Regions from separate parts of the Homo sapiens genome. Here region 2 is linked to region 1. Evidence: chromatin contacts called from ENCODE Hi-C data. All regions are on one chromosome and are shown on one strand. Each heading gives the region's core, a stretch centred on a gene start or an enhancer-like site at or near the end of the contact. The rest is flanking DNA. Distances are from core to core; before and after follow the strand shown. Region 1 holds the start of ELK4 (ETS transcription factor ELK4). Region 2 holds the start of MIR29B2CHG (MIR29B2 and MIR29C host gene).

Region 1 (4,444 bases), core at 1-2,500:
TATTGAATCATACTACATTTTAATGAAAACACCGCTGCCAAACCTAAATATTGAAGCACCAAGTTTTCCAAGCCAGGGGGTGTAGGGGGTGGGAAAAGACGACAGAGGATCTGATCTATCAACCAAAGAGATGGACAAACCATTCTGATGAGGCATAGAACTCCAGAATCTTTATTTAAATTCCCCAAATTTCAAATAGCAATAGCTGGAGAAAAAGTGAAGTGTGTACTTTTGACTACTTCAGTCAACAACATCCCTATTTCCTTCCAAGGCCAGTTACTATCCCGCCCCGAAAGATGTTTCCAATTGATCTTCCCAGGAATGAAGTTACCAGCCTCGATGCAGCTGTGCACAAGGCGGAAAGTAAAGAGGGGCGGGGGGCCGCTGGAGCGAAAGAGAAAAAGAAATGAAACTCGACACCGGATGACTAGCGAGCTAGGGGAGAGGAAGAAACGCGGACGGCCGCGTGTGCCCTACAGGAGATCAAAGTCTGGGGGAAGAGGTGCAACCTCACCGGGCCTTGGTAAGCACTGAATTACTGTACTTTCATTTTCCAACTTCCTGTCACTACAGAAAATGAGAATTGCTCCCCTCCTCCCCATCCACGCCGAAAAAATCGCCGCCACCTTTCGCCCACGAGACTTCGGGGGACCAAGAGGCGACGAGAGCTGAGCGGTGCGCTGCGGCGTCCACCTGTGCGCCGCGGTGCCCGGCGGGCCGGGGGCGGACCCAAGGGGAGCGCGCGCGCCCGGCCCCGGCCCCCGCCCCCACTTCCTGTTGTGCCGCGCGCCCCTCGGCCCCCGCCCCCGCTCCCGGCCGGTGGGGCTGTGGCCGCGAGATCCCGAGGGGGCGCGCGGGGCTGACCGCTCACCGACGCCGCGCGCGGGGCTCCCCCTCGGTCTCCGCCTCGAACACGATGCGCCTCTCCGCCCTCAGCCTCCTCCTCACGCTGGAAACTCGAGGACGGCGCGGCAGCCGCTGCGACCCCCGCGGCGGAGCCGTAGAAGGCGGCGGCGGCCAAGCCGAGCCCGCCGGGTGCCCGCAGCCGCCCGCATCTCCCGCCGCCGCGGCTCCTGGCGCCCCGCCCTCCCCGCCCCCGCACGCGGCAGCGGCGGCGCGGGTCTTGGGGCCGCTACACGCCGGGCGCGCGCGTTCGGGGCGTTCCTTGCAGCGGCGGGGCCTGCCAGGCCCTCCGCGGCCGCCGCCACTCTCAAACCCCCCGACTGCTCCTGGGTCCCTCCCAGACGCCGTAGTCGCTACACGTCACTTCCGGGGGAGGGGCTGCGACCCTAAGGGGTGTCGTGAGCCGCGTCTGCCAGCAAACCCGGGTTTGGTGTGGCCGGGGGATGTAGCTCGGGCGCCTCCTGGAGTCGTCTCGCCGCTCTCCGTCGCGTTCGGTGCGGTTGCTTCCAGGTCCCTGAGGCGCCCGTCCGGAACCCGCCAGGACCCAAGCTGCCGCCTGGGCCGGGACCTCGGACTCCTCAAAGGCGCGCCACTTTCTCCTCGGTTGGAGGGAAGAGGTGGCGCTCGCAGAGCAACCTGCGGGGGACCACTTCTGTTGGTGCTAAGCTTTGGGGAGAGTCTCCTCCCTCCTGTGTCCCTCGTCCTCCTTACCACTCGCTGTTAGAAGTTGGGGCCGTCACAGCTTTCTCATCGAAGTGCCAGATCCCAGGACACTACAAACGCTTGATAAATACTAAATTAGCACTGTGGCTTTCTAGCCTGGGGACTGACAAATGGAAGCGCTGGAGTCGTGGGAAAAGCTTGCCCTGACGATGGAGGCAGCGACCAGAAATCCATTCGTGGCTCTACCCCTCACTAACTCACCAATTTTAAGCAACCTTAACCTCTCTAAAACAGTCATCATTTATAAGGTGGAGAGAACCCAATCTTAGAGTTGTTGTAATGATTAAAGAAAATAAGGTGCATGAAACACCTAGCAAGAGTTTCTAGCTTAGAGGTTCTCATTAAGTAAAATTCTTAAGGAATCAGGTCACACTTGATACAAGAGGCTACTTGAGCAGTTTAGCACCAGAAGGAATGTAAAGTCATAAATTAGGACAGCTGAACAAAACCTCCAAGAAATAAATTAGGTGTTTGTTTAACAAGAAACCAAAGAGAGGTCAGTGTCTGAGTTACTGGTTATTCGAGGCCATTTACTAGCTGTGTGACCTGTAGTGAGTTGCTTAACCTTTCTGGACCTCAGTTTCCTCATGTAAAATGACGATAATGAGCAGCATTGCTGAGAGGATTAAATGAAGTATAGAGCATAATGTACTTAGTGCATTACCTAGCACATAGTAGATACCCAGTAAATCGTGGTGTCATTTATTTTTGCCCCCACAATTGAATGTATAGTTAATTGAACTCACTGAGTGAAATGTGATTCTGTCATCCTTTTGTAGGCTTTTGGAAGAGAATCATCACTTCCTTGATTTCCAGCCTCCTCTTCCATAATACAGAGTAATTATAATCCACAAAGGTAGCTATTCCTGTAAAAACAACTCTACCAAAAGATGTTACCTTTCCAAAATTAGTTTTACCAAAGCATGCAAACATATTAAGACATGTTTTATAAGGAACATGCAGTATCTGAAAAGCACTAGCAGTCTTGGCCCCTAACATAAAATTTTCCTTGCAACAAGTTCCATCTTGGAAACCAAGAAAAAAAAAAGTATTAAGGTAGGCTGTTTAGGATACACCTATTGGAAACATTTGTTTATAAAAAGATTTCATTTTAAAGCCCCCTACCAAGAACAGTTAAGGGTTGTGGAGATCTGCACACTACGCTGCTCTGTTCAAACTGGCAGTAAACATCTGATTCGGCCTTAGGGCCAGTAGTTGTGTCATATCCCTTTTAGACTGAGCTTACGGCATTGTCAATTGCAGTGTATTTTTGGAAAACAGCCTGCTTTGGGAGTTCTTAAATTAGTCATAGCAAATCTGTCTGCTTTTAAATTGACTTTTTTTTAAGGCGGTACATATTGACAGAAGAGAAAGGAAGAAAAGTGGATTTCTAATTAGAGAACTTGAGGGGAAAAGTTAATTAATGTGCCTGGTTTTCCCACTCAAGATTCTATAAATACACAATCTCTCTCCATGGTTCCTCACACAACAGATGGTTCTGTTTGTGCAAACTCCATGGTAGTTACGTTGGTCAACCAAAAAGACTGCTTTTTCGTTATCTTGTTTGGTCACTTTCCCACCAGATAGATGGATTCCTGATCTTAGCCTTAGTTACTCAGAGCCATCCCAAAGAAAATTTGTAGATTTTATTACAATGTTTATTTATTTTTTTGAGACAGAGTTTCGCTCTTCTTGCCCAGGCTGGAGTGCAATGGCGCAATCTCGGCTCACCGCAACCTCCGCCTCCCGGGTTCAAGCGAGCCTCCTTCCTCAGCCTCCCAAGTAGGTGGGATTACAGGCATGCGCCACCATGCCCGGCTAAATTTTTTTGTATTTTTAGTAGAAATGGAGTTTCTCCGTGTTGGTCAGGCTGGTCTCGAACTCCTGACCTCAGGTGATCCGCCCGCCTCGGCCTCCCAAAGTGCTGGGATTACAGGCGTGACCCATCACGCCTGGCTTAAAATGTTTAAATATGTATTTTCTACCTGGCCTGCCCTAGATTTTGTTTTTTGTTTTTTGTTTTTTGTTTTTTTTTTTGAGACAGAATCTCACACAGTCACCCATGCTAGAGTTACAGTGGCACAATCTCGGCTCACTGCAACCTCCGCTTCCCGGGTTCAAGCGATTCTTCTGCCTCAGCCTCCTGAGTAGCTGGGACTATAAGTGTGCACCACCACGCCCAGCTAATTTTGGTATTTTTAGTAGAGACGGGGTTTCACCGTGTTGGCCAGGCTGGTCTCAAACTCCTAACCTCGTGATCCGCCTGCCTTGGCCTCCCAAAGTGTTGGGATTACAGATGTGAGCCACCGGGCCTGGCCTAGATTTTTTTTCTTAATCACTGCAGTTAACTCAGCTCTGCAACCCCTTGCCCCTAATTTAATTACATTTCCTATCCCAATAACACCTAGTTATGATCATTACTTCTCAAGGCAACTTCCTCTTCCCTCTCTTTATTTCACTGCTTCATCATTACTCCCAGTCACTATCCCTTTTTCCTAAAGAAGTGTTTCACGGATTTTTGACTGACTAAGCAAGCATGGAGCCATCCAGTTGCCTGTTACGTCTTTCAAGCAATATCCTGTAGCACGTGACATTAAGAAGAGATATCTTTTAAGTCAAAGACAGCACCCACAACCCCAGGTGGGGACAAGTGTGGAGCAAATTGCAACATGACTGAGAAGAAAGAATAAAAATCTGGGATATCTGGGTTCTAGCCTTTGGGTCTCCCTAAACTCAAAACTTGAACCTCCTGAGAAAATCCTTGCGACTTACCCTTTCTGGGTTTCACTTTCAACATCTTTAGAAATAAAAGAGACAT
Region 2 (4,305 bases), core at 510-3,009, 2.2 Mb after region 1:
ACAGGGAGGCTGCTGGAGACAGAGCCTATTTGGGGAACACAAACCACGGGTCTGACACGTCTGAGATGAGCTGCCGAGCCTCTGCCTCCACTCTCATTCAGACACTCAGCTTTTCCGAACTACTCCAAGCACCAGGCTGATGAGGACATGGGAAACCCACGCTCTGGCAAAGCCGGGCCCAGGTGTTGAACCCCTACCCAGACGCCTTCCACCTGAATCCCCACCCAGGACTGTGTCCAAGGGTGGGACTAGGCGGCTCTGCCCCTAGAGCCACCTTCATTGCGGCAGCCACCACTGTGCCTGCCTCTGCTGTGCTTTTGCCCCCCCTTCCCCTCCTCCGTCATAGCCCCCGCCCCCCGCCCACTCTGCGGAACTGGCACAGCAGGACAGAAAAACCAACGCCACCATGTCGGAGACCAGCAGAAATGGCTCCAAAATGGCAGCTCATCAGAGGAGTCCAGAAAGATCATAAACCCACCCAGGGAAAAGAGGGGAAGCCAGTGACAAGGGGAGTAAACTGTCAAAACTACCTCCCAACCAAGCCCCCGATAATCATCACATCTTTTCCTTCAGAAACATCCTCTCAAAAATCAGATGGGACATGAGTGAAAGAAGGGTGCCACCCCCTCCACCAGAGAGGCCCTAGGGGCCATAGGTGGTATGGGGCACTCAGAAGGATGTTCTGTAGCCTCTTCCCCAAGATGAGGCTAGAAAACCACCACTTTTGTCCTCAAGCTTGGCTCCTGCCAGTAACTAGACAAGAGTTAGCCCTCCCAGGGATTGCAGTCCTTCACTGCTACCCAGTCAGACCCTCCCCAGCTCTATGGGCCCTGGGGAGCAAGAAGGTAGGGTTGCAAGGAAGGGCCGAGAAGGCGCGTGCCATGCCCTCAGTTATGTAATAAGAAGGGCGGTGCTCGTCCTAGGCCAGAGACCCAGGGCGCACTGCGCTTCCAGATGCGCAGTCACGGGTGGGGGCCACTGCGCATGGCGCAGGGCTTGGTAAACCCCCTCCCCACAAACGTGAGACCTGCGACAAAGACAGGTTAGAGAGCCGGGACCCTGATTTTTCGAGGCCTCCCTCCCCCAACCAAAGGCGGACAGCCTGCTGCCCTAGTTTTATTCTGATTCTCCTCATTCCCTAGACTGACAAACCTTTCTAACCCGGGGCCTCCAAACCTCCCGTCTCCCACTGACTTTTCTGGAAATCCCACCAGATGCGGAGTTTCGAGCAATTTCCTGGGGTCAGTCCCCCATCCTCACCTTTCCAAGCACCACGTAGTAGTAGCTTCCAGAAGGTAGATCTTTCCCATACTGGGCTCAGCTCACAACTGGCTCTTGAGGGCCTCTGGACAGCCCCGGACGTCAATGCAAATCTGTTGTCCCCAGGGAGTAGCCCAGAGTCAGCAGGAAGCCCAGGGTGGTGGCAGTATCAGCAGCAGCAGCTCTGCCCTACCTTGCCCATGCGTTTCCAGGGGAGCCAAGAATTATTTTGCCGCAACACTGAGGTGTGGCTGATTGGAAAATTCCCTTTTCCAACACCAAACTACAGAATAAATATTTTCTTCCAATTTGGTCAACCCTCTGCATACCCATCTCCCTAGCATTCTTCCCTCTAAATAAAAAGTTTTGGGAGCCCTGAGCTCTTCCTCCTTATAGTGCGTGAAATTTTAAAAGGCATAGGAAGAGGCTTCAACTGGGCAGTCAAAAGCAGGCATAGACACAGGAGCCTACGCACACCCCTAAAGAGATTTTAGAAAGCTGCTGGGCTTCTCCCCGCTCCCCTTTAAGCAAGTGAAATGCAAATTCAGATTTGATACCCTGCCCTGAGCCAATCAAAAAAAGCTTTTCACCTGCCATTGGCCCACCCACCAATCAGAGGAAGTGTCTGGAGGGAGAGCCCTCCCCTGGCCAATGGAAGGCCAGCTCAGTCACTTAGTTAATGATGCAGCAGTACAGGGAAGGCCATCACATGTGAACTGGAAGGGAGCCAACATGGAGACACAGAGAGCGCAAGGTAAACAACTTTCCAACGCCAAAAGGATGACATTTAATCTCTAAATGCTAGCTTCCCTTCTTAGCTCATCCTTAACCCCTCTCAGCTGGCCACAGAGACCCCAGGAGCCTCACTACCTGTCCCCATAGAGCTCCTAACCAGATGCAACAGTGACTGCGTCACCATTCCCCACTTTTCCCAACTACGCAGTGACAAACCTACCAGCTTTACCCCACTTCTCCCAGCCCACACCCCACCCTGGCCACTCGGCTCCCCACCAGCCTCAGAATCCCAGGGCCAGACCTTTCAATAAGGCAACCCCTGGGAAAAAACTGTCCCTCTGTCTTCCTTTCGGCACTTCTCACTCCCTTACCTTCCACATAAGACCTGCACGGACAGACAGATGGACGCTGACACCCAAACAACTTGGAGAACCAGTCTGTCTGTCCACTAGAAGGAAATAGGGTAAAAGCTGGGAGGTCAGGTGGGAAGCAGGGGATGGTTCACTCCTCTCACCTCTACCCTGGTCAGGCTTGAGCAGCTGACACTAGGGAAAAGAAATTAAAGTGGGAAAAAACCCTCCCTCAGAGAAATAAATAGCAAAAATCGAGAAAGAAGGTGAGAAAGACAGAGCACCCACATACACAGAGACAGCGCCCCTGATCCCAGCAAATACATACGTGGGGGAAGAAGGGGGTTACGCCATCAAGTCCTGAAGCCCGTCGGACCACCCATCGCCGCCTGCGCAGACCCAAATCTTGGTCCCGCCGTAAGGTGCCGCAGTCCCGAATGTTCCAGAATTTGGTCCCATCAAACCCTCCACCGTCGCCCCACAACCTCTTGCTCCCACCCCTGCCCCCCACCACCACCCCACCTCCTCCCCACGGGAACCGCCCGTGCCACCTTGCGTGTCATCTCCTAGCCTAGGCTACCCAGAGGCCTCTGGCCCTGACAGATCTCTGAACGCTCAGCAAGTGAGCTGGCAGAACCTGGTGCCCGGTGTTGCTATGACTTGTTTCTTGATTTCTCTCTCTCTCTCTGCTGCAGCACGGCTGTTGCTAGCAGACCTATCGACGGAGCTTGCTTGCTCGCTCGCTCTCTCACTCTCTCTCTCTCTCTCTCTCTCTCTCTCTCTCTCAGCTCTGTGACGCAGATCTAAATTCTCCAGTCTGCTCCTTGTGTTGCAAGAGCAGAACTGCAGCTTTTCCCCTGGAGAGCCGGAGGGCAGTGCCAAGGCTGGTCAAACAAGGCAAAAAAAGTTGGGCCTACACTCTGCTTCCTTGGCCACACTTTTCAGCTCACACCCTCCCACCTCACCCCTCCTGCACCTCACTGCTCTGGGGCATAGAGGTCCCTGTCCTTTCAGGCTCACTCCTTCCCTGAGGCCTTCTCAGGCATAAGAGTAGCTTAACTCTTTGAGTGGCAGCCCCCAGTGCCCAGACAGGGCTGCCCTGTACTAAATGTTGCAACATGTTTTCTTGAGCCATATGGGCTTCTCCAGCCCTGAGAAAAAATGTTCCTCACCCTGACCACTGTCCCATTAACTCTTTGTGCCACAGACAAGTCCAGGATTACAGTCATAGCTGATTTCTGTTGTTTTTTGCCTTTTTGGCCAAAAACCAGGACCTTTTTCTCCCTGGAATTTCTTAAGGACAAAAAGCGTAATTAAAACATTGCCTGCCTACCCCACACATGAGATCCTTCTATCAGGGCAGGAATTTGAAAAACCAAATTGAACTGCAGCCTGAAGAATCCAGAGTAAAACCAGTCTGGATATCCATCCTTCCTGGGCTCAAAATTTTAGGGCCTAGGTAAATACGTTCAATTACTTTTCAAGTAATTGGCCACACAGTCTCAGAGATTTGGGTTGCTGAGTCATTTGTTCCCAAGAAGATCTGACAACATGAAAAACAGCAAAACAGAGCAACAGCCAAGCCTGGACCTGAAGTGGCCAATGACTGGGTTCTCCTCTCCAGCATGGGCAGTCAAGCAAGATGAGCATCCACGAGCCGACCCCCAACCCCTCCACAATGTTCATGCATGGATGTCCACACTCCTGGAAACTCTTCCAGGAAGGGGTGGTCCACCAATGATCTAGAGATGGAGTGGGGTTGTTTTTGGATACTCACAGGTCTCCACTACAGCAAGCAAAGAGCCCCCAACATTTTCCTGCCCCTCCCCCCAGACGCAAAAATGCTTCCAAGAACAACTGAGATACTAAATCACTAGACCCTACATACCCAGATAGACCAAGGGAGTGTTGGGTTCCCACACTGCTACATCCAAAGAATGCAGAAAGGTTCCCGACAACC

The links. A loop is a pair of places that touch in the nucleus more often than their neighbours do. Pooled maps may share reads with other maps.
Region 2: a map of B cell shows a loop between it and region 1 (20-fold over the local background). The contact joins the promoter of MIR29B2CHG here to the promoter of ELK4 in region 1. A Hi-C loop is called at or near these places in 1 of 168 maps with a recorded cell type or tissue (B cell), 1 of 37 single-sample maps with no recorded cell type and 7 of 50 pooled maps.

The regions. Positions count from the first base shown.
Region 1 is chr1:205,630,761-205,635,204 of GRCh38, forward strand. It overlaps ELK4 (ETS transcription factor ELK4), which reads right to left and starts at 1,251. Exons shown (of 5, transcript NM_001973.4): 1 at 872-1,251. RefSeq lists enhancers at 299-718, 1,329-1,638 and silencers at 729-918, 1,009-1,158.
Region 2 is chr1:207,820,944-207,825,248 of GRCh38, forward strand. It overlaps MIR29B2CHG (MIR29B2 and MIR29C host gene), which reads right to left and starts at 1,760. Exons shown (of 6, transcript NR_135299.1): 1 at 1,261-1,760. LOC148696 (a long non-coding RNA gene) reads left to right here. Exons shown (of 1, transcript NR_026817.1): 1 at 1-1,653. RefSeq lists enhancers at 1,451-1,630, 3,401-3,450 and a silencer at 1,771-1,950.